2 separate regions of the Homo sapiens genome follow, and region 2 is linked to region 1. A link is a loop called in an ENCODE intact Hi-C map of the cell type or tissue named here. Cell type or tissue: PC-9. All regions are shown on one strand. Links, peaks and the distances in the headings refer to the core of each region. The heading gives the core; the rest is flanking DNA.

The links. A loop is a pair of places that touch in the nucleus more often than their neighbours do. Peaks named below come from ENCODE experiments on the same cell type or tissue, not always from the same donor. Only the 100,000 strongest peaks of a DNase experiment are listed, where the experiment ranks them.
Region 2: it touches region 1 in a loop (2.2-fold over the local background); 2 of 110 quality-filtered maps call a loop at or near these places.

The regions. Positions count from the first base shown.
Region 1 is chr5:73,757,629-73,773,825 of GRCh38, forward strand. The region is part of intron 4 of ARHGEF28 (Rho guanine nucleotide exchange factor 28); the gene reads left to right. Among named protein-coding and RNA genes, the nearest start is that of ARHGEF28, 140 kb to the left of the region's middle. In PC-9, for the core only: no CTCF peak of the experiment used is centred there; a DNase peak (open chromatin) is centred at 7,173; H3K27ac peaks cover 2,394 bases.
Region 2 is chr5:73,692,441-73,708,637 of GRCh38, forward strand. All of the region lies in intron 2 of ARHGEF28 (Rho guanine nucleotide exchange factor 28), which reads left to right. Among named protein-coding and RNA genes, the nearest start is that of ARHGEF28, 74 kb to the left of the region's middle. RefSeq lists an enhancer at 1,042-1,666. In PC-9, for the core only: no CTCF peak of the experiment used is centred there; a DNase peak (open chromatin) is centred at 9,331; H3K4me3 peaks cover 553 bases; H3K27ac peaks cover 2,971 bases.

The sequences.
Region 1 (16,197 bases), core at 3,584-11,583:
TGTATCTTACCCGTCATTAGTCACAATGCAACTTCATTATGTGTTTGAGGAAAGGAAATATCCCAGATTTTATTTAATTTTAGACCATAAATAAAATTGGATTTCTAGTTCATAAAATTAAGACCATTCCTTTTATGAAATAGCATTCATAATAGTGCCTTGTGCAGGGTCTCAGAAGCCCAAATTTGGAGTAAAGCATTGAATAGTAATATAATTATTCAACAGAATCTCACAATTTATTTTTATTTTTTTGTTTTGGGTTTCTTGCTTGTTTGTTTTTTGAGCAGAAATCTTTTCTCAGAGATTTGTATAATTTTGACAATTAGGTTAACTGGGATAACACATTCTAATGTTTTATGTGTTGATGCTCAGATGACTTTGGAGTTGAAAGCCCCCTCGACCTTCCTGCTCCATCAAACTACCTCCCTCCACTTGTGTTCCCAGTAGCTTGATATGGCTGGCAAGCACCAAGCTTGCCAACACCAGTGAGGGGCTGCCATGTGGGTAAAGAACCCAAGGGTACTACAAATGGTATCTCCAAAGACAGATGGCATCGTTCCTGTGAACACAGTAGCTTCTCTCCTAACCTATGGAGTAGGTCGAGCTTGTCCTGGTTAGGATTTCTAATTTAAGAGAAAAATAAAGCCCAGTTCCTTAAAAAAACAAAGAGGTCATATAAAGAATATTTCTCACATATGTTTACACTTACAAACTAATATATAACAATTTGGAAGACTCAAGATATTTTTTGCCAGAGTAAATTACTATTGTTTTCAAAAACGAACTTGGACTCTTCCAGTTGTCTAGGTAAAAGTAGTTCATGTGATCAAAGGTCTCCTAACAGGCAGAAGTTCTTCTGCTCATTATGGAACAGGTGCATTCTTTGTTATATCCATCATAAAAACATAACCAAACCTGTTTATTTTTTATTTTTATTTTTTTTTTGAGACGAAGTCTCACTCTGTTGCCCAGGCTGGAGTGCAGTGGGATGATATTGGTTCACTGTGACCTCTGCCTCCCGGATTCAAATGATTCTCCTGCCTCAGCCTCCTGAGTAGCTGGGATTACAGGTGTGTGCTACCACGCCTGGCTTATTTTTGTATTTTTAGAGATGGGGTTTCACTATGTTGGCCAGTCTGGTCTCGAACTCCTGACCTCAAGTGATTCACCCACCTCGGCCTCGCAAAGTGCCAAACCTGGTTTTGTAAAGGTACTAGCATGAATTGAATCTGCAGGGCAAAAATATTAAAGTGTTTAACAAAACAAAGTATTACCTGGCAGATTGCTTCGTCAGGTTTAAAGAGTTAAGCTTTTCTCCTGCCTTTGTGATTGGTTCTATGAGTGAAAGAAAATTTTAAGGTAACCCAATTGAACTTTTGGAACTCTTCTATAGGAATGTTTTGGACTTCAACACAGCTGATGTATTTAGAGGATCCAGCTTCTCATTCTGTGGGTCCATGGTTGGTTGGAGAGCTGTCCCCAAAGAAAACCAATTGGTGGAACTAGCAGGACCCACTGAGGGTGGCTTAAGAATTGAATATTTTCCAAAAGTCAGATTAAGAGTACACTCCTTAACTTGCAAATAACACCAATAGAGTTATAACAACCACAACAGATTTAAACTTGAATCCAGAAATTAGAGAAATGATTTGTTAGTTTCAAGGACAAATCCAAGTACAAGTCACAGCATAATGAGTAGTAAGTTAAAGGAAATATAGAAAACCTTGTCATGGCCCACACATGTAATGTATAGGTAAAGTAATGTGATGCTCTTACTATGGAGAAGGGTCGTTAGTATAACGCTCTGCTCTTGCCTGAATAGGGTCTTCATAAATTAGTTCCTTTTGAAGGAGAATGTTTGTTTTTCTATGCTTTACACATAATGGAAAGAAAAGGAAAAGAAATACAGAGGCCCGAAAGGACTTTAGAAGACGTTTATAAGAGTTAGGGTTATCTAGCAGTTCTTTTTTTCCCCTAAATTTATTATTATTTTTAATTCAATAGCTTTTTGGGGAACAGTAGATGTTTGGTCCAGCAGTTCTTAAAATGTGTCTTGATTGTTCGGTGTTCACTTAAGTTTAAAAAGCAGTTTTAATATTGCTTCTTATCTGCAGGAAAAGCCATTACATAGGAATTAACAGTTCATTACAAAAGAGTGGATGGGAACTACTCATTTTATGTGACAGCCACATCTTGCTTCAAGCCACATACCCTGAAACTTCTAGGCAACAAGAGAAGGGAATATGTGGCCTAGCAATGTTTGACAGAGAAAAATATCTGTTTCTCTTTCTTTGAATACAGAAAAGAGATCTGTAGCCAGTAGGAAGCAAGATTTGTTTAATGTTTGAAATGGAGCGTGGCTTGTGGTTTTATCTTTGAATACTGTCTGCTGGCTGTAGATATAGAAAGAAAATAGAGCAAGGCCCCAGAGCCTGGCACTGTGGGTTGGCCTGATGACTGCACTGTGTCCAGGTCTTACTAACCAGAGAAGGGCAAACTGATTTATAAGACTTACTTGCTGGCCCACAGATGAAGTAAAATGTCAGCTTTGTTACTCTGCCATAAAGCTCTGTACTGGACAGCAAGTTTGAAATAACATTAGCTGAAACACCAGTGGGTAGGAAACCCATAAAGGACAGATTTATTACAAAATACAAGAAATACAAGTTTCCAGTGTTTTTTTTTTTTTAAGTTTTGAAATCAATACATTATGGGTAACAACTGATTCAGGGGTTTTGTATGTTTCTCTTGGAAATCTTGACATTTTTCAAGGGGTTGTGTACACACTCAGTATTGCTGTCTAGCCTTCTGTCAATTCTGATAGTATCTAATGGGACAAACATCTCTACACCTTTTCTGACATTTCAAGCTGGTAGTATACTCCTTCTGTTGCTAAGGCAACCCACTGGATGAACACTAGGGGTGGAGAGAATGTTCTTTAGATCCTATGGCACTTGTTATGATGGTAAATCGATAAAATTGTTTTACAGTTCTCAGCTATATATATGTATATTATTTGTGAAGCTTTAAATCCTTAATTTTAAAATGTCTTCTTTGTCTTACATTCCTTTTGTAGTTTTTAATTTTTGAGGAATATGTTTTCTGGCAGTAAAGAATTTAATATAGAATTAAACTTCTAAGGAAAAGGACTCCTCTCCCCCCAATCATTTGAATTCATTTTTCAGTTTAAGTAGGTAAACTCTTATTGAACACATTCTCTGTTTAAGGTACTACATGTTAAATAAGAAACAGCAGCTTAACTCTTCCTTAAAAAATAAGCTTCCTACTTTTGTCTGGCAACAATGGCCCTTATACTGGAATAGAGAATTACGCACTTACTCCCACTTCTGGGAAATAGAACGTAGAGTTGGATTCCGGTCACTCTCTCTCCCTCAATTATAATTTTCAAGAACAAAAAATGTAAATGGAAGCAAACAGCCTACCCAATGTGCTTCCCAAAGGATTCGGGACTGTAGAAGGTTTTTGAAGTCCCATTCCTGGCTTACCTCCTCTGGGGCTTTTCTCCCCTTAAAACGTAGCAGGATGCATATAGCAGTTTTTGCTTGCACGCAGAGGATTAAAGCTGAATTTAAAAAATGACAGTAACCAAGGAATATCTTCATAACCTTGAAGGAGAAAGTTAAAATTTTGCTATTCTCATAGATTTCTTAATGGGATTTGAATGCTGGCAGTTGTCCTTGTACTATTTTATCTACAAACCAAATGAAATATTGGTTTGTAGATAAAACATTGGTTTTAAAACTACCAATGTTTGGAGGTTAAAATCCCCACGATTGAAAAAGTTGGGTAGGAGAGATCTGGGGAGGAGAGTGAGGCAGGGAGCCAGAAGAGATGGTACATTCTTAGGGAAATGAATAATTGTGCGTCCTGTTCCAAAGTCCCCCTTTACTTGGCCCAGTGTTGTTTAAGAGGCCTTGTCTTGACTCTCTCAAATATAAGCCTTGGTGTGGGGATGAAGCTGTATGGATAGAAACCTCAAAAAATCTTCTGTAATCCTACCCTAGGTCCCCATATACCTACTGTCCTTTTCCACACCTATAACTGTAGTTGCTTTTATTTTGCAAGTTTGACATGAGAATGTATGTGTACTGTGAGTGGCGACACATCAGGTCAATATCTGGAGGAGAGGAGAAGCATGAGTGACGGATGTGAGCCTGGGTCCTTAGAATTTGCTCAGCTCAAGTTCCTTCTGCTTATTTTTCCCTCACTCTCAATTTGTTGATTTTTTTTAAGATGGGGTGTCGCTGTATTGCCCAGGCTGGTCTCAGACTTCTGGGCTCAAGTGATTCTCTTTCCTCATCCTCCCTAGTAACTGGGACTATAGGTGTGTGCCACCACAACTGGGTAATTTTTTTTTTTTTTTTTAGAGATGAAGGTCTTGCTATATTTCTCAGGCTGGTCTCCAACTCCTGGGCTCAAACGATCCTCCTACCTCAGCCTCTGAGTAGCTGGGACTACAGGAATGAGCCACCACACCTGGCTGGTTCTATCTTTCCTTGCCCTCTTTAAAAAAATCTATTTTGAGGCTGAGTGTGGTGGCTCACACCTGTAATCCCAGCACTTTGGGAGGCTGAGGTGGGTGGATCACTTGAGGTCAGGAGTTCAAGACCAGACTGACCAATATGGTGAAACCGTGTCTTTACTAAAAATACAAAAATTAGCCAGGCGTGGTGGTGCATGCCTGTAATCCCAGCTACTTGGGAGGCTGAGGCAGGAGAATTGCATGAACCCAGGAGATGGAGGTTGCAGTGAGCCAAGATCACACCACTGCACTCCAACCTGGGTGACAAAGCAAGACTCCCTCTCAAAAAAAAAAAAAAAAAAAACAAAACAACAACAACAAAATCTATTTTGAGCTTTTTATTCTTGTATAAATTTTTCTTCACTACTCCCATCTTCCCATCTGCAGTTTATAATAGGAGATACAGGTATATAAGTATTACATGAGTCAATTCCTGATTTTTAAAAAGTAGTCCCCAATTCTTGTAGTATATGACTCTCCTATGTTTCTTGTCAACACATTTAATTTTTATAGTCTTGATTTTTTTTTGTTGTTGGCTTTAATGTATTTTTCCTTGACAAGTACATGAGATATATCACTGCAGTTGGGGCCAATTCAAGCCATCCTTTGTATAATGAGAGGCATAATAGTTAAGAACTTGAGTTTTGGAGGTGGAAAAATCTAGGTTCAAATCCTTCATGTTCCATATACTACTTAAGTGAGCCTAAGCAATTGCATAATTATGTCAAGGCTTAGTTTCTGCCCCTATAAAATAAGGATAGTAATAGTACATACATCATAGAATGGCTGTCAGGATTAAATGAGATAACGCATATAAAGTGCTGAATAAAGGTTAGCTCTTTATAGAAACAAGAAAGGTAAAATCCTTATCATAGTCACTGACACTGAGTAAGAATGAAAGAAGAAATGTTGGTGTGGTGGTTCATTTCTTTTTTTCATTCATGGATAATCGTTGTCCATCTGTATTCCTGGTTGACTTTTTTCCAACCTCCCCTTCCTCCCTCCAGATATGGCAGCATCTTTTATACTGATTTCCGGTTTGGTTTATCCCATTTACCTTCCTCTTCTAGTCTCACCAGAATATCCCTTGTTGATTGTGCCTTACAGGTGAAGGAAAGGATGAAATCATCCATTGAAGCTGTAGCTCATACCCAAAGAGTGTAATATTTCTAATATTTCTCAATCCGGGACTTTGGACACAAGACACTGGCTTCCAGTGCAAGGGCACTGAATGGACCCTGCCTGGCTGTAGGCGAATGGCCAGTTTCCTGGTTGTCTTTGAAGGCAGACTTCCAATGCAGACTTCAAAGGGCCATCTGCGAGGCATGATGAGTCCACACTTTTTCTGCTTGTCAATAATAAAATTAGACTGCAATGTATTTTCATTTGTCTCCCAAACAGAACAGGGTCCCTGGAGAGTCAAGTGGGAGGGCGTCTGAGAATTCTAGCTCATCTGGGGTATAAGGGGAGATCTTGCAGAAGAGTGCCTGCACACAGTTGGCTATCAGCAAATATCTGTTGAGTGAAATGAATGGTGGACTTGAATCATAGCCTTGAAGCAACATTAACAAATGAAAGAAAAATCGATAAAGGCTGGAAAGGAGGAGGTATGCCATAATTGCTACTTACAACACCTAATGACCGCCTGCTGCCCAAAGCATGGGATTACAGCACATTTGTCTTAATAGCACATCTGATGCAATTACAGTGCACGGTAAGCAGGCAGCTAGTTCCTTACAATTATGCCTTTAAATTGTGACCACAGGAAAATTGTTTTCAGACATACCACATATCTATTTAGTGACTGTTTATTGTAGTTTTTTTGTATTAAAAAGATCAGACAAATGTGTAAAACTGCTTAGTCCCCCCAATACTGGCTTTTATAGTTCTTGACAGCCCTGTCCCATTTGTTATTTTCATTACAGCCCCCTGGCAATCCCAGGTAGTAGGCTGGGCAGTTATCATGTCCGTTTTACAGATCAAGCAACTTGAAACTTGAGAATTAAATGGCTTTCCATTTCATTCTAGCTGTTAGCTGGAGGCTTGCTATGTGTTCAAATCCAGAGCTTTGAATCCTTGGTCTCCCCATCTTTGTACCATACAGTGTTGTATCTGGATTCTTAATATCTTATACTGGTGGCTATATGCATAATTTAGTTTGGAAATATCCTCAGAATGTGAAGGTCAAAAATTGAGTTGCCATCTTGAAATTCTGATGAAGACTTTTTAAAGTTGCAACTGATTTAGTATTCGTTCCACAAGCTAAAATAAAGTATATCTTGCCAATATGAGATGCAAAATCCAGGAAGTACATTCCAGTGTTATACAGCACTATGTGAATTTTCTGGAATGAATGTGTGTGTGATGGGTGTTTTCCCAAATTATTTTCAGGTGATTTTCAGCCGGAGGTGGTTGTAATATGAGTGTCTCGACTGTGCTGAAGCAGAAAACAAGTTTTAGGGAGGAAAAACCTGCCATTATGCTTGTTTCAGTCCTCCTCCTCTACCTTTTGGGCTTATGATCCAGCCATGCCAACCATGTTGGTCTTGCGCTCTGTGGAATGTCCTGATTTCATGTCTTTCTTATGAGTGTGTTTGTATTTGCAGTTCCTATCCTGGACTCACCAACCTCAGATCTCCTGTTTACAAAAGGCTGATTTGTTTATCTACATGCCAGAGCTCTGAGTAGGCTGTGTAAATGGAAGATGCTCTAAGGCACAACCCTTTTCTCATTCTTATTGAGAATCCTGAAAACATCTTAAAGATTGTGTATGATACCCATGCCAAATTCTCTCTTCTACTCTCTATGTAAATTTTTAATAATTTTTTTCATTGTACTTTTTGTTCATCATTTTTGGCATTTTATAAATATCTGTAAATTTTCATATCATGATACATGATGTAGGTTGAATTAATTTAACATGCAGATTTGTTTTCTTGTAGTCCAGACAGTTTCCTTACTTCTATTCACATTCTTTGTGTCTAGAACTACAAACAATGAAGTAAGCCTAGAGCTGTAGTTCATCACATAGTGATTTCATGGGCCAGATATTTATAGACAGTCCCTGATTTATGATGGTTTGATTTATGATTTTGATTTTATCATTGTGTGAAATGTGATGGTGTGAAAGCAATATACATTCAGTAGAAAGTGTACTTCAAATTTTGAATTTTGACCTTTTCCTGGGCTAGGCCATATGCAGTATGATACTCTTGTGATGCTGGACAGTAACGGTGAGCCACGGCTCCCAGTCAGCCAGCCACACAATCACAAGAGTAATCAGTCAATACTCCACAGTGCATTGTGTGGCCAGTGGTTTTTGGATATTGTGTTTTGTGTTTGGCCATCCCATCATATCTACAAAACACCTATTTTCAACTTACACTATTTTCTACTTATGACTGGTTTATTGAGATATAATTCCATCGTAAGTCAAAGAGTATCTGTATTTTATTCTGAACAAAAGTAAGCTAGCTGTATGCTTCTCAAGGGCAGGGACCACCACACTCATCTTTGTATCCACAGGGCCTGGCAGATAATAATGGTCTCATTCAATGTTTGTCTACTGAATGACTTAGATGAACAAATTGAGACCTGCATGAATACATATGTGGCTTTGGAAATCAGAATAAAACTTATTTTAATGAGTTGAATTTAATGTGAATCAAAAAAAAATTAGTCTTCTAAAAACGTATTGTGGGCTGGGCGCGGTGGCTCACGCCTGTAATCCCAGCACTTTGGGAGGCCGAGGTGGGCGGATCACAAGGTCAGGAGATCGAGACCATCTTGGCTAACATGGTGAAACCCCGTCTCTACTAAAAATACAAAAAATTAGCCAGGCGCAGTGGCGGGTGCCTGTAGTCCCAGCTACTCGGGAGCCTGAGGCAGGAGAATGGCGTGAACCTGGGAGGTGGAGCTTGCAGTGAGCTGAGACTGTGTGCCACTGCAATCCGGCCTGGGCTAAAGAGCAGGACTCCATCTCAAAAAAAAAAAAACAAAAAACAAAAAACAAAACAAAACAAAACAAAAACGTATTGTGTTGCATACATTTCAATGGCTCCACTCAGGTGTTGTGAAACATTACTTAGCCCTAAAAAATATAAGTACTTCTGAATTAACTTGTATTGAAAAATATTATTTGCTTTTAGATTATGGTATCCATCACATTTTTGCTTTAATATTTTGCTAAATGTTTAAGCTCTTTCCTGGTTTAGCAGTAAGTAATGTAGGTTAAAAATAACTTGTAAAACTCACAGAAAACTCTTTTTGTTGTTCTTTGGTAAAATCTTATACCTAATAGATCTTAATTAAGAGCTGACTGGGTAGGCTGTGTTATAAAAGGAAGATATAGGTTTGTATTTTGCTAACCACTTATTAATTTAAATTAGCAGATCCCAACTCTGGCTTTGCATTGGAATCACTTGAGAATATTTGGAAAAGTGTGATGACTTGGCCCTGCCCCAGAAGTTCTGATTTAATTTTTCTGGAGAGGGCCTTAAACATCAGTCTTATTAAAAAATAATAAAATAAGTTAAATAATTAACCAAGGTCTCCAGAACTCACAATCACTGCTAGAGGCAATGTAAGTTATTACCACCATTTTTGGAAAACACAGCAGCATTATCTAATACATTTAGAGAAACTAATATCTCATAGCAAATCTGTTCCATAGCAATTCCATTCCTACCTATAAACCCTAGCAAGAAAACATGCTGATATGGTTTGGCTGTGTCCCCACCCAAATCTCACCTTGAATTGTAACTCCCACAATTCCTACATGTCATGAGAGAAACTGGTGTGAGGTGATTGAATTATCGGGGTGGGTCTTTCCTGTACTATACTCATGATAGTGAATGAGTCTCATGAGATCTGATGGTTTTTAAAATAGGAGTTTCCCTGCACAAGCTCTCTCTCTTGCCGCCACCATGTAAGAAGTGCCTTTTGCCTTCTGCTGTGATTGTGAGGCCTCCCTAGCCACATGGAATTGTAAGTCCATTAAACCACTTTCTTTTGTAAATTGCCCAGTCTCAGGTATGTCTTTATCAGCAGCATGAAAATGGATTAATAGAGTAAATTGGTACCACTAGAGTGGGGTGCTGCTGAACAGATACCTGAAAATGTGGAAGCAACTTTGGAACTGGGTAACAGGCAGGGGTTGGAACAATTTGGAGGGCTCAGAAGAAGACAGGAAAATGTGCAAAAGTTTGGAACTTCCTAGAGACTTGTTGAATGGCTTTGCCCAAAATGATTATAGCAATATGGACAATAAATTCCAGGCTGAGGTAGTCTCTGATGGAAATGAGGAACTTGTTGAGAACTGGAGCGAAGGTTACGTTTTAGCAAAGAGACTGACAGCATTTTGCTCCTGTGCTAGAGATTCGTGGAATTTTGAACTTGAGAGCCATGATTTAGGGCATCTGGCGGAAGAAATTTCTAAGCAGCAAAGCCTTCAAGAAGTGACTTGGGTGCTGTTAAAGGCATTCAGTTTTATAAGGGAAGCAGAGCATAAAAGTTTGGAAAATTTTTGGCCTGACAATGCAATAGAAAAGAAAATCCCATTTTCTGAGGAGAAATTCAAGCTGGCTGCAGAAATTTGTATAAGTAATGAAGAACTGAATATTAATCCCCAAGACAATGGGGAAAATGTCTCCAGGGCATGTCAGAGGGCTTCATGGGAGCCCCTCCCATTATAGGCCCAGAGGCCTAGGAGGAAATGGTTTCATGGGCTGGGCCCAGGGTCCCCATGTTGTGCAGCCTAGGGACTTGGTGCTTGGCATCCCAGCTGCTCCAGCCGTAGCTGAAAGGAACCAACACAGAACTCGGGCCATGGCTTCTGAGGCTGCAAACCTCAAGCCTTGGCAGCCTCCACATGGTGTTGAACCTGCAAGTGCACAGAAGTCAAGAATTGAGGTTTGGGAACCTAGATTTCAAAGAATGTATGGAAATGCCTGTATGTCCATGGCAAAAGTTTGCTGCAGGGGTGGGGCTTTCATGGAGGACCTCTGCTAGGGTAGTGTGGATGGGAAATGTGAGGTGGGACCCCCCACACAGAGTTCCTACTGGGACACTGCCTAGTGGAGCTGTGAGAAGAGGGCCACAATCTTCCAGACCCCAGAATGGTAGATCCACTGACAGCTTGCGCTGTGTGCCTGGAAAAGCCACAGACACTCAATATCAGCCCATGAAAGCAGCTGGGAGGGAGGCTTTACCCTGCAAAGCCACAGGGGCAGAGCTGCCCAAGACCATGGGAAACCACCTCTTGCATCAGTGTGACCTGGATATGAGACATGGAGTCAAAGGAGATCATTTTTGGAGCTTTAAGATTTGACTGCTCCACTGAATTTCAGACTTGCGTAGGGCCTGTAGCCTCTTTGTTTTGGCCAATTTTTCCCATTTGGAGTGAGTGTATTTACCCAATGCCTGTAACCCCATTGTATCTAGGAAGTAACTAGCTTGCTTTTGATTTTACAGGCTCATAGGCAGAAGGGGCTTGCCTTGTCTCAGATGAGACTTTTGACTGTGGACTTTTGAGTTAATGCTGAAATGAGTTAAGACTTTGAGGGACCATTGGGAAGGCATGATTGGGTTTAAAATGTAATTTGGGAGGGGCCAGGGGAAGAATGATATGATTTGGCTGTGTCCTCACCCAAATCTCATCTTGAATTATAACTCCCACAATTCCCATGTATCATGGGAGGAACCTGGTAAGAGGTGATTGAATTATGGGGATGGGTCTTTCCTGCACTGTTCTCATGATAGTGAATGAGGCTCACGAGATCTGATAGTTTTCAAGATGGGAGTTTCCCTGCACAAGCTCCCTCTTGCCGCTGCCATGTAAGAAGTGCCTTTTGCCTTCCACCATGATTGTGAGGCCTCCCTAGCCATATGGAACTGTAAGTCCATTAAACCTCTTTCTTTTGTAAATTGCCCAGTCTCAGGTATGTCTTTATCAGCAGCATGAAAATGGACTAATACACACACAAATATCAGAAAAAATATTTTACCCTGTGTCTGTATGTGTATATATATATGTGTGTGTGTGAGAGAGAGAGGCAGAGGGAGACAGAGACAGAAAAACAGAGAGATACACTCATACCAATGGACCTCAGGAGTGCAAATACCCCTCCTCCTTTCCTAGTCACATTCTTCTCTTTTTCCTAACAGGTATTGTGCTGACTTTTATAGTAGCCATTTCCTTGCTTTTCTTTACAGTGTTACAACGTATGTATATATGCCTAAGTAATAATTTTAACTTTTACTCTTCTTGAACTTCATATTAATTGAAACATATCCTGTGTATTTTGTGACTTGATTTTTCCCTTTTGACATTATATTCATTACTTCCTTCTGTGTTAATCTGTAATTCATTTTGATTGTTAGAATATTGTTGTATGATTGCACTGCAATTTATTCCATTGATGAACATTAAGATTACTTTGAATTTTGACCATTTATATTTTTTGCATGGTTTCTTGCTAGGGTTTATAGGTAGGAATGGAATTGTTGTGGACTGGATTTGCGTTAGTTTCTCTGACTTTATTAGATAATGTTGCTGTGTTTTCCAAAGGGGTTGTAACAGTTTACATTTCCTCTAGCAGTGATTGTGAGTTCTGGAGACCTTGGTTAATTATTTAACCTATTTTATTATTTTTTAATAGACATTTTAAGAACAGGTTTAGGTTCATGGCAAAATTGAGTGGAAGATACAGATATTTCCCATATATTCCCTGCCCCTACACATGCACAGCCTCCCCTATTATCAATACGCCCCACAGAGTGGCACATTTGGTTATGATCGATTAGCCTACATTTGAGAGGTTAATTTATTCTTTAATCTTCCAAGCTAAGCCTTTGGCTAATTGAAAGGTATGGCCAGATCTTGTGTGGATATGGTAATGGTTCTAAATTGACCAGTAACAAAACCACTTTCCTTTAGTAACACTTAAACTGTCTGACCTTCCTTGCCCTTGTGCTTCAGATGCCTGGAAGCTTTGACCTGTGCTGTTTTTGCAGATAGTAACCATAGAGTTAGGACAGGATTGAATACTCTTAGGAACCTTGGATCTTTATTGTGACAGACTCATTTCATGGGCAAAGAAACTGATGCCCGGCAGAGTGAGAAGCACAAACTCCACACTCCCTTCCTATCTGGGGCAGTTGGACTCCTGTTATGCAGTAAGGAATGGCTTATTGAATGGCACAGCCTGTTCAGTTCCTTTTTGTGTCTTGGTTTTCATGCTCTCATGATGTTATAGGTCGTACCTTTTAATGTTTGCCATTACAGCAATTATTAGTAATTCTGCATTGGTTACATTAGTTCAAATAACTCCTGGCACCAACCAAACAGGAAGAGACATTTATTTAGTTTAAGAAATTATTTTAAACACTCCCACCTCTGCCAAATTGTATAACCTCTTTCCACAGTTTGTTTTGCTGGCTGCCGTTAAGAAATCTGAAACTCTATAACAGGCAGAATTATTTATATATGTCATGATGCTTCCTATTTCAAGCTGTTTGCCTCGCTCTGCACTCTGAACTTTCATACTGAATGAGAAAGCTCTCTCTTACAACATTTTGGTCAGTTTTTATTTGTTTTCTTTAAACATCAGAAGATTCTCTCTTCCCCTGCCTTACCTCCTCCCCGGGAAGTGGGTAGATTCTCAGAAAGAGAGGCAACAGTGAGCCATTCAGGCCTGCATGTTTACTGTTCTCTCTCATTGAACAAGATGTGAGGATGGAGCCAGAAGGAGAGAAGAGGGAGCTGGATTAGCAGAACAAGCTTGGAGAGCTCTCGTGGTAGAGGAAACAGATCTGCCCACACTCACACTGTTGGTCAGGTTGAATACAGTGAAATACACTCCAGGTTCAATGGTATTTAGGGCATTGCACCAGACATGGCAGAAAGTGTTACTTAAATTGATACCATGCTTTCCTTTACCAATGGTATAATTTGAAAAGGGAACACAAAAGGTTTAGATGTTCCCTTTTGATCATTTTTTTGGGAGGGGAAAGAAAATTACAATCCATACAACTATGGAATATTTCTCACTATATTCAGATTAGGAGATATGTCTTAGAAATTCCATCCGGGCTGGGTGCGGTGGCTCATGCCTGTAATCCCAGCACTTTGGGAGGCCAAGGCGAGTGGATCACCTGAGGTCAGGAGTTCAAGACCAGACTGGCATGGCCAACATGGTGAAAACCTGTGTCTACTAAAAATACAAAAATTAGCTGGGGGTGATGGCGCGCACCTGTAATCCTAGCTACTCAGGAGGCTGAGGCAGGAGAATCACTTGAAACTGGGAGGCAGAGGTTGCAGTGAGCCAAGATTGCACCACCGCACTCCAGCCTGGGCAACAGAGTGAGACTCCATCTCAAAAAAAAAAAAGGAGAGAAATTCCATCTTAGTATGCCTGGTTAATATCTCATGCTGACAGGTTTTCCTGTGTTGGGGAGTACACATGCACATATGTGTGCATATGTATATTTGTTACCTGATCTTAACAAGTCTATTCCTGGTTATTATTTAAAAAGGAAGAAAAATACAAATATTATCCAACATTTTAGATACCCTGCTGGGAATCTAAAAACAAAAACCTCACTTTTTATTCAAAGGAGTATAATGGTCAAAAGTTAAAGGATAAAATAGTCAAAGATAAGTTCTCTAATAGCTAACATAGTTTTTTAATTTTCATAAAGCTGAAGATATCAAGTATATTAAACAAATGTCTGGCAGGAGTGTATTGCCTTGTCTGTTTTTAGATATTTTGGTATTTTGAATGTTATTTTACTGAGGGGAAGTGTTCCATGTCACACAGATGATTGATAGAGTAAATATACTGGTAAGTTGGTGGCATTTCACTGTGATGAGTTCATTTACATATTTTAAGTATAATGCCTTACATTCATTGATCTAGCTATCTATATCTCTATAGATATAGATATATAAATAATTAAAAATGTAAACTAAGCCTTTTATTTGCATTCATTTATGGTGGAGTGTTTCCTTCTAATTGTTTCAAATTAGAGCTTTGTAGAAACCTGGCTTCCCAAGTATCATCATTACCACAGCCTGCAGGTAGGACAAAGCTGAGTTTATTGCCTACTATGGTATGGGAGAACACCACCTCCACAGGGCCTTAGAGGTGTCTTGAAGGGGGAGCTGTGAGGTGAGGTGAGAATTTATTGAGAACTTGAAGTTTGGCTTAATGAGGGTCTTTTTTTTGAGACAGGGCCTCACTTTGTGGCCCAGGTTGGCATGCAGTGGTGCAATCTCCACTCACTGCAACCTCTGCCTCCTGGGCTCAAGCGATCCTCCCACCTCAGCCTGCTGATTAGCTGGGACCACAGGCGAGTGCCACCATGCCTGTTTAATTTTTGTATTTTTTGTGGACAGTGGGTTTTACCACATTCACCAGGCTGGTCTTGAGCTCCTGGGCTCAAGTGATCCTCCCGCGTTGGCCTCCCAAAGTGCTGGGATTAAGGCATTAGCCACCACGCCTGGCCTTATAAGGGTTTTTAATGTTGGGGATGGTGGTGGGTGGGGCATGTTGGACAGGAAAGGAGCTTGATCAGGACTCGGGAAGGATCATAATGTAGTTAAGATTGCTTTTAGGGTTCAAACTGCCTTTTATTGGTTTCTACTGAACAGTTGGTTAGTCTTGTGGAAGGTTCCTATAATGAGCAATCATTCATTTGCCTGGGCAAGTGGCTCCTGGAATAGTAAAATTGTGCTAATGAAGATAATGGAATAGTAAGATAGCGTTAATATGGACAGGAAACTGTGGAGAAGTAGGTCATTTTGTTCTCAGTGTCCATTTTACAGTGAACAATTCAGTGTACAGACTATTCAAACTAAGTAATTTAAATACACACAAACCGTAGAGATTTTAACAGCCAATTGTCATTCAACTCCTCAAATGCTAAATGGCTTTCATTTGCCAGATACTGTGCTAGGTATTAGGAATAAAATACCTCAAGGACCCCTCCGCCTGGAAGATGACAACAGAGAGCGGCAAACACCACAGTGGAGCTGATGCACACGGACCGACCAAGGGCCCTCTGTGCAGGGGCCTTACAGGTCGAGCCTCCTGAGCAGAGCAACGGGGTGGCTTTGGCAATATTGACATAATCTCAGGGATTTAGTAGATGGGTAGAAGCACTGCTGTGAAGTTTGAGAATGACCCATATGAAGCCATTTCTCTTGCGGCTTCTTATCAGGGGAGGAGCGGCTCTGAGGACAAAGGGTGGAAACGGAAGTCCCTCTACAGTCTCAGCCTCTAAAAGCCTCCCTGCCTGAGCAGCAGGATCTCCTCAAGGAACTCTTTGCATATCAACAAGTGTCTGTTTCCAAAGGATGGTCCTTTCCTAGAACCTGCTTCCCTAGATGACTGCACTGCATGTCTAGTGAAAGATGACGTGAATGTGTAGTGCAATGGGTGGAAAGAACACTCTACCTGTGCTCAGCGGACCTGGCCCCAGCACCTACTGCCTACCTGGGCATTCACAAAAATCTTGAACTCTCCAAATTTGTAAAATGAGATACAGTGATTGGGTGCCATTGTTAATTTCTTCCAACTCTGACATTCTTATTATGTCTAAATACACTGTCCCTTTGATAAAATGTGTAAAACAAACTTTGTAAATGGAGGAAC
Region 2 (16,197 bases), core at 4,883-12,882, 64 kb before region 1:
AGCTGGATCTAAGATACTTCGCTATTCCCTTAGCATTTTATGTTTATATTATTCTTTTATTCTGAGTCACTGTCTCCTGCTGTGTTTGGTCCCAAGAATGTTGGTTGCTGCTGGGCTCATTGTGGGTGTTGAAGGTATAATCTGATGTCTAGAGGTAGTGGGGGAAACTCTATCCTATTCAGCCTTTTCTAATTTCTGGATGTTGGTATAGCTTCCATGAATACTTGGTGGAGCATGCTCCCCTTGGTCCCAGCCTTCTGCAGGGAGGGCCGGAGGACAGGGCCCAAGTTGTCTGGATGGACTCTTCCCCAGCTCAGGGAAGCAGCTTCTTATTGAGGTAGTAAGTGACTTGGTGGCTTTGTTCTGGGGTCACCCAGCAGGGGCCTTCTTCCGGATCCCTGCAGATTCCCTGTGGCTTTTGGGTCCTGTGGAAGGAAATCCTGTCCTCCAGACACTGCCCTTCTCTCTTGGTGGCCCTCCATCCCCCAGTGGGCTACCTATGACTGGCCTCATGCCCATCAACTCGAAATATTAGTCTATGAGGGCATCTTGGGGACCTTTGCCTGGGCACCCTCACTTTGCTGATGAGGAGATTAGTCTCCAAGAGGGAGATTGACTGGCTTGACTAAGTTAACTCAGCTGGTTTGACACTCTGGATTTTAAAATGCTCTATTAGAAGTCATAAGAATAATTTTTTTTGACTCAGAAAATTTGTTAGTGGCAGATCCCACAATAAGCCTGGGGTTTTCCGACCTTCACTGGTAACGACCTTCCCCACTGCTCTGCCACATCTCCATTTCCTCATTGACCAAGTACTCAAAGGCACCATTTTATCCTTTCCTGTCCTGCAACTGCCTTTGAGCTTTCTGACATGAATGGGGCTCCTTCATGGACCTTAAATTAAAGGGTCTCTCTTTTCTTTTATCTCACTAGAGGATGCTGCTGGTAACTATGTCTAGGCAAGCCCTGACCTTCTGAAGCTCATTTGCTCACAAGAAGCCAGACCTATTAATTGATGGTCATTTGCTCCATTCAGTTCTTCCCAGCTCAAAATAATAGAAATTTTCATTAGCTCAGGTGTCAGAGGGTGGTAGGTAAGGGTGTCTTTCAAAACAGGTTAGTACAGCTAAGTCTAGCTTAGCCAATGGAATCGGGCAGGGCTTTTGCCTGAATGCAACTTCTAGATCACGTGTTTACTTTGTGCAAATTTGTTTTTAGCGAATTATATTAACTTTACTTGTGTCTTTATTTAAAACACAGCAGCATGTGCATCTCAGAGGATTGCCACCTGCTGGGGTGTTTCTGCCATTGTCAGTTAATCTGTGCTCCCTGAAGTTGGTTTTCTTTGCTGGCTTTTGTTTTCTACTAACTTAACTTGACCTTTTCCTATCCTCTCTGAATGGCCTTGCTTTTATCTCTTTGCCTTGTCTCCTGTTTTCCTTCTGAGGGGGCAAACAAATTCCAAAGCAGCAGTTCTAGCCATAGAGCAAAGAGAGGACCATGGTAACTGTTTTACCCAGCCTGGCCAGCAGCCACGAGATGTCAGTTCCTGGGAAGTCTGAAGCTCCTTAGCTGCTGCAGGAGATTGCTTGGTAGTTCTGGCAGGAGCAGAGAGGAAAAGCTTCTCAGACTTTAGCAAAACCTTTGACTTACAAACATTTTACAAATCCTCCATTAGCTTCATCCCATTTCACATTTTGAAAGAAACAGTTCCCTCTTCTCTCAATACAATGCCACTTTATGGTGCCCCCTCCTACTGTCACAACTGAGATGATAAGCTTCTGGGGAAAGGCCCAAAGGTGAATATACAACTACAGAAGACCACAGGAAGAGTCAGCCTAGCACCCAGCTTTGAAGAAATTTCTTAGTGGGTGTGAGTTTCAGGTCCGTGGGTAAGTAAGTGCCAAGTGTGCTTAAAGTCTGATGCTGCCTCACTTCCTGTATTTCAGTGACAGCTCCCACAATTTGGGTGGTGTGCAGCCTGTATTTTTAATAAAGAACTTGAAGTAGCCGATATTTTTGTTCTGTTTGAGTTTTTAAAATGTTTTACCATCTAAGTAAGGATTTTAGGCATGATGGAAATGGGTTAGAGTTTTCTCTGGGAGAAGCCTCAGTAAAAGAAATAACGTGATCCAGGTAAAATGTTTTATTTCCATATTCCAGAAAGGCAGCCCTTATAGAAGATGTGATTTAGCTATACTACCTTCTCAGCAGTTCCTCCTGCTTACACCTGAGGAGGGTGTGCATGTTTTAAATAAGTGTCTCTAGCTCTTGCCTTCTTTTCCTCTCCATATCTTGATGCTGTTACTTTTATCAAAACGGATCTTATGAAGGTCACTAAGTTTGCTCTTGCTTAATCTAAGGTGTTTATTTTCTCAAGTCCCCATTTAGTGCCATGCACTGTAAGAGCAGAGAGTGAGAAACAAGGTCTCACGTCCCTGCTCTCGCAGAATGCACTTGGGAGTAGGAGACAGAAAGTAAGTAGGTAAACGAATAAACAAATAAGAATTTCAGATGGTAGTATGGGTTAGGACAATACAAGGCTATGACATGGCAGAGAATTGTGTGTGTGTGTCATTAGTCTCTCTGGGATCTCCTGGAGAGCAGTCTAGTAGAGGGATCAGAAAGCACGAAGGCCCTGGAGTGGAAATGAACTTTTTGTATTTGAGGGACAACAAAAGGCCAGCATGGCCCTTGCATTGTGAGGGAGGGGAGAGGAGAGGAGACAGGTCAGAGAGGTGGGAGGGGCCAGGTCATGCCCATAGGTTGGTGGGGGAGTTGCATGATTTGATTTATGTTTAAAAAGTGTACTTTCAATGTTCGTGAACTCTGCTGGTTCTTTTTCAAGTTATCTCTTTGTCTATTGTGCTTTCCTCTCCTCTGTTGTGTGGGTGTTCCCCAGGGCCCTCTGCTTTCCCCTCTTTTTCTCGCGAGCTCATCTATTCTTGTTATTTAGACCACCACTCCTCCTGAAAGACTCCCACATGTGGGCCCTCTCGTCTTGACCTCTGCCCAGGCCTCGTCTTCCATTTCCAGCTGGCCTGTTTGCTATTATCACTCAGTTAGCCAGGATTTGACTTTAAGTTCAGACTGTTATATTTTTTAAAAGTTTTCCAAGTTTTCCTCTAAGCAACTCCTCTTTCCAACTTCCTGATTTCTGTTACCATCCCACCACTCTCCCAGGTGTCCTGCTTTAAGTTGAGTTTTTGTAATTCCTCCAACCTTTGTCCTCTGTCTTGATCAGTCATCAAGACCTGCTGATGGCCATGGCTGTCCTCTCTCTCTCCTCAGCCATTGTTCTAATTCACCTTTGGATTATTGCCCCTGGCCTCTTCAGAGTTGCCATTTTCTCAGAACTGGTGAAGACTTTATCATGTCTTTCAAGTATTATTTCCCTACATTCATCTCGCAACTCGCAGCCATATCATTTATCTGTTCTAATCAGACAAGTCCTCTCTACCCTAGTGGACTTTCCTCATTCTCTTATTTCTAGGACATCACCCAAGCTGTTTTCGTTCCATATCCAGGAATGCCACTAAGGTAGGAATGGGATGCAATATGGTATGTTGGTTATGACCTTGGATAGCTATGCATTTGGCCGTGCATCCTCTCCTGAACGCAGATTGTTACCCTTCATTACATTGCAATACCTAGTGCAGTGCCCAACGCACTGTAGGCTTTCACTAAACGTTTGTGGATTGAGTTTCTGGAGAATCATTGAGGGGAGGCAAGCTTGCTCTCTGACCCTTTATAGGAGCATTCCAGGCAATGGCTGTGGTCATTAGGGGGAGGGTCCCATTGACAAAAGTGTTGATAATTAAAGATGATTTGGGGTCACATATGTAGGACTGCAGAAACCCTTTACGCCATAAGCTCCAGCCATACCCTTCTGCTCTCAGTTCTTCGTGAATGCCATGCTTCTTCCTGGCCAGGACCTTTGTATGTGCGGTTGTCTTCACCTAGCATACTCTTGCTTCCTTCCCCTTTGTATAATTGAATTCTTACTCATTTTCCAGATTTCAGCTCAAATGTCACATCCTTAATATAGTCCTCTAGACATTTTCTATTTTGAGAGAGTATTGTTGTTATTGTTTTGTTTAGTGTCCCTTCTATTGTAAGCACCAATACAACAGAGACTCAAACATTCAATTAAAATTTGTAATTTGTCTTTATAAACGAATATTCATTTTCAATCTAATTTTGTTTTTATAATTTTATTCCTTTTCTGAAAGGAAATCCTTCCAATGGCATAATCTTCTAGTGGACAATTGTTTTTGTCCACTGATTTTCCAACACTAGTTTAGTGCTTGGCATGTATTACATAATAAATATTTGTTGAATTAGTACACAGTTCTAATTTAGTGCCATTCAATAAACAGCGGTTGAGGCTCCTCCTGGAGCACTCTTTAATTTTGTTGTTTGCTTATTTCTGTACTGTGAGTTTTCCCAGCAGGTATGTGACCATCACTATTTTGGGACTGGGACTGTCATTTGAGTTTTTGTATTCCAGCTGCACGAAGAGATAGAGAGATGGTCCAGCAGGAAGGTGCTGTCATCATAATCTTCAGTAAATTTGGAGGTTTGGGGAACATGTCTCAGAGTTTGAAACTTAACATTTTTAAGGTACTATATGGAATATGTAAACATTATGCAATAAAAAATTAAGGAAGTCTTTTCGAGGTAGACAATTCCTGGCTGAGAACTAGAACTTAACAGGAAGTTTTGTTAAAACTGTAGGGAATGAAAAGCTTACTTTATCAGACAGGAAGTTCCTGAAGAATCTCCTAACTCAGAAAAGATTATCTGTGAACGATGTCACATGAACTCTTTTTACCCCCTTCTTTAGCATTCTTTACTTAGTATCTCCCAGCACTTATAGTTACTGTAATTTGCATCTTTGAAAAAATCATTATGTTAATCTGTTTTCCATTACTTATAATAGAATACCTGAAACTGGGTAATTTATAAGAAACAAAATGTATATCTTATAGAACTAGAAGCTGGGAAGTCCAAAGTTGAGGGGGCACGTGTAGTGAGAGCTGCCTTGCTAGTAGGGACTCTCTGAAGAGTCCTGAGATGGCAGAGGCCATCTCACCTGAGGGGCTGAGTGTGCTCACACGATAGCTCAGGTCTCTCTCCCTCTTCTTACAGAGCCACCAGTCCCCCTCCCACAATAACCCATTAATCATGAATAGATTGACCTATTCATGAGGTCTCTGCCCTCATGATCCAATCACCTCTTAAAGGCCCTACCTCTCAATACAACCACATGCGGATTAAATTTCAACATGAGTTTCTGGAGGGGACATTCAAACCATAGCAACCATGAAGTTACTACCTTAGTTGATTAGAGCATCTCATGGTGCCCTACAACATGTTTTCACACATTAGCCATTTCATCAGAACCACACATCGTTTGGCAGTGGAGATGAACATGGTGATGTTAAGTGACTTGCCCCATGTGCATTTGTATGTGCATTAATTCACATGACAGATTTTAAGTTTCAAATACTAAGTGAAATACAGGCAGGGGCAGATGCAGGTTTTGTGAGGCCTGAAGATTATGCCATTGGAAGGATTCCCTTTCAGAAAAGGAATACAATTATAAAAATAAAATTAGATTGAAAGTGAGTATTCATTTATAACGATAAATAACAAATCTTAAAAAGCTGGCAAATTCCATAAACGTAACATTTCCAATTCAGATTCCTCTTATCCAGGTCCTGAAAATGCCCTCAGACATTCCAGTGCCACCCAACAGGAAGGAGAGTGTGTCCGAGGGGAAATTGAATGGAAAGAGAAAGCCAGCTTAACAAATTGTAGTTAAAATACCCCACCCCTTACCCTGCATAGAATACTTTTAATTTCTCTGTAACATCATCCACCAAGAACACTTTGGATAAACATCAAATTACAAGCTAATCTTGTGATATTCTATGTTGTTATTGTTGCTTTCCTCTGATGGAAATCTGGTGACCACCCCTGATTTGTACAGGTCAAATTTGATCCATTTTGAAAAGTCTCTTGCTACTGCAGATTAGAAGGAAATGACTGTATGACCATTTTGCTTAGGGTCTTCCCTAAGCATTGAAAGACGTCTTTGGGAGCCTTGAAGCTTCATTAGTGTGATATGGAAAATCTGCCTCTGGTTTCTGAGTTTTTTTTCAAAGATGGAGGAAACTGGCTGCCCTGCCCTTGAGAATTCGCTACTGGGGAGGCAATCGCATCATTACAGAAAGTGATTATGTGTGATAATTGTGATAAGTGTTGGATAAGAACATGCTGAGAATGCTCCTGAAGCCACAGGAGAGGCAAATGGACTGCAGAGCCTGTGTAGGAGCTGGGTTCACAATGGAGACTGGAATTAGCCGGGTCACAGGCAGGTGAAGGGTGGTCCAAGGAGAAGGCGTGGTCTGAGAGAGGGTGCCTGCACTGGTTGGCACCGGCTGACTGGAGGGGAGGGTTGCTGTGAGCCTGGGAGAGGAGGCTGGAGCCATCACACTTCTGGTGAGGGCAGTGCTGGCATTGGAACCCATGTCTTCAGCCTCTACCTGCATCACCACATTATATGATGGTCCTTGTGTTCTCCATGTACTTATACTTAATTTTGCGAACCCTTTTCTTTGAGTGTAGAGAAGAACATCAAGCTTTGCTTACAGATGGTGGAATTATTGGTGGCAGAAGAGGCAGCCCTAGTTTCTCCCCTAGAGCTGTGTGTGTGTGTGTATGTGTGTGTGTGTGTATGTGTGTTTGTGTGTGTGTGGTGGGGTGGGGAGTGCAATTTCTGAATAACCGTGAAGTTATGGTCATGAAAGGTGGCCCTGATGTGGGAATCTTTTGAGGTGCATGGCTAGCAAGGTTCCATGTTTCCCCAGGGACTTGTCTTCAGCCCTTCCTTCTTTTGTGCAGATCAATAATAAGGGGAATCGAGAGAGAGAGAGAAAGAGAACGAAAGAGAGCGGGGGGAGGGGAGAGAGGAGAGAGAGATTGATTTAGGGGAAAACTCTAAACAATTTAGGAAGAGTTGCAGGTATACACCATGTCAAAGACTTACGGTTGCCTTTTATAAAGTTGCCAAAGACTTTTGTGCCACCTTGGAATTAGAAATGACCAGGTTGTGGAGTAACATATACGGGAGGGCTCTCTTTGTGGGCCATCTGGGTGTAGAAAAGTGCTGAGCAGAGGCGTGCTGATGGGAGGGAATTTGAAAATCTGGGTTACTGAAACAATACATTTAAGCATCTAATATAACTATCGTTTAGATTATGGCTGTGGTTATTGAAAGTGACTGTGTAGGAAGAGGAAACAGCTTCTTGTATCCTTTTGAGAACAGACAACCATGAATCTACAGAAAACATAAAGTGATTAATGAAGTATTCATTTTCAGCAGATTATCTAATAAAGTTCCATCATTAAGGCATTAATCTATTTAAATTTACTTGACCAGTCATAAATTAGATTTAAAAAATGTGTGAGTCTCACCTGCCAACCTGACCATACTGCTTTCAAAAGTCTATTCTCATCAGTAGAATCTATTTTGATCACTTCTAGCCAATGAAAAATGTAAGCTTTTAGGAGAGAATGTTTCCTAGGACTCACCCACTCCCATTCAATGTTCTAATATGTAAAGAAAGTTACATATAAAATACTGGGATCAATCACAATGTCCATCTTTAGACAGTTGGTTAGATCAATTATCTGGTCTTTGAAAAGAATGATTGAGGTCTGAATGTGCTGAAGTGGAAAGATATCTATGAAATATGGTGGTTTTTTAAAAACACAAGTTGTAGGAGAATATGGGAACCCGTGTGTGTGTGTTTTTAAATGAAAAATACTTATATATTGACGGAACACTTCTAGAATGATACCCAAACTCCTGGAGTGGGGGTGGGGAATACCTTCTATATACACACTTTTCTACTGTTTGAATTTTTTACTATGAGCCCAAACTGTATAATCTGTTTTTAAATAGAGGAAAAAAGTTAAAAAGAATTTGTGAGTCTAGCAGGAATCACAGATTTTTTCCATTTAAAGTCATAAGAGAGAGGAGAGGATGGGGATAGGTTGGTCAGTGGGTACAAAGTTGCAATTATAGAGGAGGAATAAGTTCAGGTGTTCTATTGCACAGTTGGGTGACTATGGTTAACAGTAAAGTATCGTATATTACAAAAGAGCTGGAAGAGAAGCTTCTGAATATTCTCACCACAAAGATATGATAAGTGCAAGAGGTGATTGAGTACACGAAGTACATTGATTGGATCATTGTACAATATGTACATATCAAAATATCAAAGTGTCCCCTATAAATATGTATAATTACAATTTATTGATTAAAAATTAAATTCATCCCTGAGAGGTCTGAAAGAAAATTAAAAAAATAAAGTCACCATAAAATATTGTGTGAAAGGAATAGTGCATATTTTCGTAAGAAACTGAAAACACTTCCCGTGAGTTGAGACAAGAATATCCCAAGGGTTAGTGGAACAAAATGAGTTAAATAACTTTTTCAGTGGGAAGTCCAAGATTGGCTTTCATAATAATGCAGTTCTCTGTTTTTATTTTGAATTGTGACTTTTATTGTTCTTTACATCTTTACTGAATTCTTCATTAAGAATTTATTAATAAAGGTATTTTAGAAAAGTTACCTATACATAAAATCCTGTTTTAGCAGTACAGTGTCCTCTTTAATAAAACCCAGTGGTGAACACTTTTGATAAATACACTAAATTGTATGTTTGAAATCAGATTTTTAAATACTAGGTTTGTTTTGAAGTGGGAACACCTTATATGTCATTGTGTTTTTGAATTTTAAAAAGGTATTTATGCATGGATGGCAGGGGATTAAATGTGAAAATATATGATATTGTATCAAAACTTCTGACTGAACTCAATAGGGAGTTTTCCCCCAGGCAAAGGGGTAAAAAATAAGCCATATAAGGTGATATCTGACACATTGTCAGTGAGATTTCTATTGGTAACCGCCATTGTGCTCTTAGTGGAAGTTGGGATGATGGGAGGGGGCTACTAGCCATTAAATTGCATGTGGTCTTTAGTTAAAAATGGGGGTGCAGAATAATTTTTGAAGCATTTTTGATGGCTCAGAATTGCAAGTATCTTCAGCTTTCATCGATGAGTAGATAAACTATGGGACATACATATGCCCTCACTCCCCTCCCCCCACCATTCCTAACCCCTGACAACCATTAATCTGTTCTTGATCTCTATAATTTTGTCATTTCAAGAATGTTATATATGTGTGAAGTAATACAGCTTATGATCTTTTGGGACTGCCTTTTTAATCACTCAGCATAATGCCCTTAAGAAACAACCAGTTGTTGTGCGTATCGAGGGCTCATTCTTTTTTGTTGATGAGTCATATTCCATGATATAGGTGTCCAATTTGTTTAACCATTTCAGGTTTTTCCAGTTTGTTTAACCATTCCACTTTGTTTAACCATTCCAGGTTGTTTCCAGGTTTTGGCTCTTATGAATAAAACTGCTATGGACAATTGTATATAGGTTTTTGTCTGGACATAATTTTCATAACTTTTCAAATGTGGATGTTCTTGGGATAAACGTCCAGGAGTATGATTGCTGGGTCGTATAGTAAGTGTATGTTTAGTTTTTAAAGGAACTGACAAACAATTTTCCAGAATGGCTGTATCATTTTACATTCCAACCAGCATCATACAAGAGAGCCAATTTCTTTGCATCCTTTTGAGTATTTGGCATTACTGCTATTTTTTATTCTAGTTATTCTGATAGGTGTATAGTGATGTCTCATTATGGTCTCTGGTATAGATCGTTTTTCTTTTCAGAAATTCTGGTAAAATATAACATATCATGTATTTAATCAATCTTTAAGTGTATAGTTTTGGTGGCATTGAATACATTCATATTGTTGTGCTGCTGTTAGGACTATGCATCTGTAGAACTTTTCCATCTTCTCCAGCTGAAACTCGGTATCCTCTGAGTGATAACTCCTCATCCTTCCTTTTACCAAAGCCCCCGGCAACTATCATTCTACTCTTTGCCTCTATGAATTTTATTACTCTAGGAACATTAATGTACAAGTATCCGTTTGAGTCCCTGCTTTCAATTTTTTAGGTATATACCTAGAAGTAGAATTGCTGGATCATATGGTAATTCTGTGTTAGCTTTTTGGGGAACTGCCAAACTTTCCTACAGTGGCTGCACCATTTTACATTTTCAGCAGCAGTGCACAAGTGTCCTATTTTCTCCCCGTTTTTGCCAACACTTTTTATGTTCTGTTTTTTTAAATAATAGCCATCCTGCTGAGTATGAAGTGGTATGGTATAGATTTTGATAGAGATATTTGAAATGATTATGTAGCCCCTTTGGGAGTAGGGATTTCTGATTAGGGTCCTTCCCACCTTTCAAGTTGCAACCAATCTTCATCCTCCCTCAGAGTGAGATTAAAGTTGATTTATGCATCACTAAACTTGTAGGCATTCCCTGACATCTGAATGTGTTTGGATCCTGAGTTGAGATAGCAAGAGTTTATATGGTGAGTTTAGATAGCAAAGAATATCTAAATCTGTTTGGGTAGGAAAAGTGATAGATCAGATAACAATAGATTAATCTAAAAAGTTACCTGAATCCAATTGGAAAGCCAGAGTTCAGAGTGTGGAAGTTTAGAGAATGGAGGTTATCTCTATTTTAATGTCAGTTGGCACACAGACAATATAGTAGGGAAAGCTCAGTCAGTTTATGCAACTCTGTGTTCCATGGTTAAATTGATAGCACTTAGTCAAATTGCCTGAATGGTACTGAAGACAATAATAATTTCTATAATGCCTTGCAAATCCAAATCTAGATTTTTTTTCAGGGGTTGGGGTTCTCTGATTCTCAATGTATTGATTCTTTACTTTGATTCCTAGAAGGCAAGCTCTTAGGAGGTATGAAAAAGTAGGGTAGAATTTGGCTCCTTTTGGGGGTTTCCCGTGGGAACAGGACGGCACTCAGGTGGATCTCAGGCCCTGGGCCTGGCCAGACTCAGGAGTCCCGAGGAAGAGGAGGTCAGGTAGCCCACAGGAGTATTTAAATAAAATAAAAGTCTATTGTGGTCACCTGCTACCTTCAAGGAGTCCAGGAGGGAAGGTTATAGACTTTGCCTGCTTTCCTCTCTCTCTTTAATTCAGTTACTTGAAAGGCTTTAAAAATTTCTACTTATCCTTTCCCAGCATTGTGTGTGTGTGTGTGTGTGTGTGTGTTATGAGTTTTGTCTATCTTCGTATAGAAGTATAAACTCCACTCTTTTTTACAAGTCTTGGTTGGTATAGAAGATAATTTGTGACCAGGCGCAGTGGCTCATGCCTGTAATCCCAGCACTTTGGGAGGCCGAGGCGGGCAGATCACAAGGTCAGGAGTTTGAGACAAGCCTGGACAATATGGTGAAACCCCGTCTCTACTAAAAATACAAAAATGTGACGTGCGCCTGTAGTCCCAGCTATTTGGGAGGATGAGGCAGGAGAATCGCTTGAACACAGGAGGCAGAGGTTGCAGTGAGCCAAGATTGCACCACTGCACTTCAGCCTAGATGACAGAGTGAGACTCTGTCTAAAAAAAAAAAAAATTGTAAAAATAAAAGTCACTTAATGTGGATGGGAATATGGGGAGGGAATGGGGAAATGGCATTTAGGACATTTCCTGCTTTGACTAAGACAAGTTGCTGGGAGGTCTATGCTTCTCCCCAGATAGACTAGTGAATGTTACTATGTTGTCCTCATGATGTTAACAGCCCTTTGGGAATCTACTCACTTACCCAGGGTAGGTCAGTGAATTTTCTAAAATAACTAAAGGACATCATCTACCTGTTAGAAAGTAACTGCTTCAATCTTCTTATTTTCATAGGTTGTCACATGGAAAAGACCAAATAGCCTGTCTAACTGCAAACATGACCAGTGCAGAGGCAGGAAGCCTGGCTGTGAACCCACAGAGGATTATTATTACTATTATTTATTTATTTAATTTTAGTTTTTGAGATAGGGTCTCACTCTGTCACCCAGGCTGGAGTGCAGTGGAGCGACCTTGGCTTACTGTAACCTCTGTCTCCCATGTTGAAGTGATTCTCCTGCCTCAGCCTCCTGAGTAGCTGGCATTACAGGTGTGTGCCACCACACCTGGCTAATTTTTGTATTTTTAGTAGAAATGGGGTTTTGTCATGTTGGCCAGGCTGGTCTCAAACTCCTGACCTCAAGTGATCCACCTGCCTCAGCCTCCCAAAGTACTGGGATTACAGGCATGAGCCACCACACCCGCCCATTACTATTATTTTTTTAAATAAAGGCAGGAAAACATAAAATGTGTGCCCAGAAAGGCCACATTTTGCCTCATCATACAGTTGTTAAACCTCTTTGGTTGGGATTTGTGATTGGCCGTGATGGCCACCACGGTGTCATCACATCTGAGCAGAAGTCCCATAATAGTCAGGGCACTTTGGCTCACTGGGATGTTATCCTGGTGTGTTGTGATGTCTGCACTACTATTTGTCAATCTTTAACAGAGACAGGACCGGAAGGGGACAGGAGGTTCATGTACACAACTTGGAGAGGTAGATGGAACACTTTCATGTGCATGTTGAAAGAGTTAACATTTTGAGAACTGAGGTATTTAGACATTTTAGAACTATGATATTTCTACTTGTGTCCTGTGATCTCTTTTCTATAGGTGGCAATTAACCCCTTGATTTGCTCTGTCTGCGTAAAGCATTTAAAACAGAAGTGGAGGTGCTTTTGTCTATTGAAAGCCATTGGCACGTTGGGACAGAAGCAACCAAGGCAAGCAACCCAACCACTGAATCAGGCTTAAAAAACACTTTAAAGATACACACTTCACTGCCACCTCTTTGCGTTACACTCTTCCTCCTCTGTTCTAGCTCAGTTTCAACCTTCTTTACTCATCCATGGCTCTCACCTTCTCTGTTGATGCCTGCCCACTTTATACCTTCCACCTACTGTCTTTCTCTTTCTGGCTGTTTTTCTTTTTAAACTATGTGACATTTGATGTGAGCATCAAGCAGCACATGGCACATAATAAGCACTCAATACATGCTTATTGACTAGACTATTCATACTGTGATTAGCACTGTCCTTCTTGGTTTTTCCATAAATTAAGACCACCTGGTGGCCATTGTGTGCATGCCTCTGAAAGAGCTGGCCATGTGGATTTGTGTTTTGATTTAATGGGATGGGAAGGGGAGCTGGGGATAAGGGCAGCCTGCTGAAGGAGTCCTCATTTTAGAGTACTTGCTGTGGGCTAAGGGAAATCCAGTCTCTGGCTAGAGTTTTCAGAGATTGTGATTTCCTGGACTCTCCTAGGTGTTTGAAGGATATGTTTTCATAGACCATGTTGTCATCTCAAATGTTGACCCCCAATGATAGAAATGACCCTGGCAGTGAATGAAGTGACTTATTGGTAGGCAGGTGAGTGCAAACCAGTGACTCCCTGTCTACCGTCTGCTTAGACCCAGGTTTCAGAAGTGCTGAGCACGTGGCGGTGTTCAGCAACTACTGCGTTATTATGCTGGTACACTTAGCTGAACTCTGGTGGAATAAACTGTTTACCCAGAAGGGTGGAACTTCCAGCAGCCATCAAAGCTCTGAGTGGAGCTGAGCCAGAGAAGGGGCTTGCATTTTCACACCCTTGGGCCACACTCCTTCAGGCAGCCTTCTTGTCCGAAGGAACTGAAATAGCCCGGACAGGAAGCAGACAAAGTCTAGTTTGTTGTCCTTAGCCTCTAAGGTAGACTATTCAAATGAAGCCCATTAAAAATAAACCAAGAGAGACAGGAGAATCGCTTGAATCCGGGAGGCAGAGGTTGCAGTGAGCCGAGATCACACCGCTGCACTCCAGCCTGGGCGACAGAGCAAGACTCTGTCTCAAAACAACAACAACAAAAACAACAACAAAAACCAGAAACAAAACCACATTGACGATGATTTTGATTTCTCTGTGTTAAATATCCCATGGAGAAACATATAACATTGAAAAAAAAAAGAGTCTATTGAAGTTCATGTATCACAATTAGTTTGTTTTCTCACTTGAATATGAGCTCTGTGAGAGCAGAAACTTTGCTTCTGGTTTTTCCTGCCGATTTCTGGATACTGTGTCTGGCACAGGGTAGGCACTCAGTAAGTATTTATTGACTGAATGAATGAATGAAGCTTACATAAAAGAAAATGATACTTAGTTTTATATTTATAAATCTCAACTTTTAAGGAAGCTCTAGGTCAACTAAGAAAACTGGGAGAAAACATCCCAGTGTGTGCCCTGAATAAGACCAGAAGTCATTACTTAGGGGAGGTCAAGATGCTGCCAGCGGGGCAAACAACTTCCTTGGTAGGTGCCCTCTCTCCTCCTCCCCGCTTTCTTCTCTCCTCCCTTCCTGCTATGGCCACAGCATCAGCAAATATGATTATCTGAGGATGTGTATGAATAATGTATGACTTGAGTCCTTAACTTGCAGGGCTGTTTAGTGAATAGGGGTACCCTACCTTGTTCTAGACTAGTAGCCCTGTCCCTGTACAGCTTGGGCTCTGCAGAGCTGAGAGTGCTAGAATTGGGATCCTGGCCTGGTCACTTGAAATCTGCTGTTTTCTGGTCCATCTGAGTCTGACCTCCCTGCTGACCCCAGGTCCTCCCCTTGGACTGTGTGGCTGCCACCTTGCCCCCAGAAGTAAAGCATCACATGCTCTACCCTACGCGAGCAGCTGGCTAGAGTGGGACTTTATAATCAGTGTCCCCTAAGTCCTGGCTCTTCCTGGCTGGTCTCATAGCTGCCTGTGACCAGAGCAGAGAGGCAAATTCAGAAGTTTGGAATGTTTGGAAGGCACGTTTGTTTTGTGACGATAGTGATGGTGTCCGTATGTAAAGTGTGGAAGGAAATCCACCTGGCAGTAAGTGGATGGCTATGGTTTGGCCATCCAAAGCTTAGTGGGGATTCATATCTGCCTCTGTCCAGGAAATGGCATTCCTATCTCAGTCTCACATAGGAGAAAGGCTTGATAGAGTGGGCTAGCTGGGGAGTTCCAAAGAGCAGGCCTATAAATGGTCTTTTAGTACTGAATCTGAGCAGAAATTGGGGAATTTCCAGATATGCAGATGCAAATTATTATCCTATGTATTCTTGAATATAGCCATATGGTCAATTTAATTTAACTGTCCCTGACTAGTATGCAGAGGCAAGCTCATGGATTTCTATTTTTTTTTATTTGTAAAGTCATTTTTAACTTATGTGAATTTTTTATTGTCTTGGAAGAATCTCTCTCCATTAACCAAAGAAAGTCATTAGTTCTGTTCTAATTAAGCTAAATACAAAGAGAAAACCCAAAATGAACATAGTACCTATTAATGGCAAAATTTTTTGTACTTTCTAGTATGAAAAGTTATGTATATCTCTGGAAAATAGAAGTTGATGAGTAATCCTATCCTGGCTGGTATTACTGATTTTTTTTATTCCAGTCTAATACCACAAAGTTCATTCTAGTATTCACTCTTTGTTTATGACTTTTTCTCTGACAATGGGAAATTTGGCTATCATGATCTACAATATATTTACTATATTTTCAAGCCTAGTATACTTGTAGTTTTATATTGCTAACCTCTACCTTCTGAGAGAATATAGACCTGTCCCCTGTTAGAATATAGATTTACCAACTAGATAAAGAGTTTGTATATGGTTCTTTTTGTCTTACAGTCAAAACACTTTAGCTTTACTGTCAAAGTTTTTTTTTTTTAATTTCAGCTTTTATTTTAGGTTCACGGGTTATATATGCAGGTTTGTTACATGGGTATATTGCATGATGCTGAAGTTTGGGGCACAATTGATCTCGCTACCCAGACACTGAGCATAGTAGCCAATAGGTAGTTTTTCAGCCATTACCTCCCTCCCTTTCTCCCCACCTTAATAATCCCCAGTGTCTGTCATTCCCATCTTTGTGTCCATGTGTGTTCCAATATTTAGCTCCCACTTATACTTGGGGACATGCAGTATTTCATTTTCTGTTTCTGCATTAATTTGCTTAGGATAATGACCCCCAGCTGCATCCATGGCCCTACAAAGGACATGATTTGATTTCATTCTTTTTTATGGCTGAATAGTATTCCATGGTGTATATGTACTACATTTTCTTTATTCACTCTACCATTGATGGACATCTGGGTTGATTTCATTTC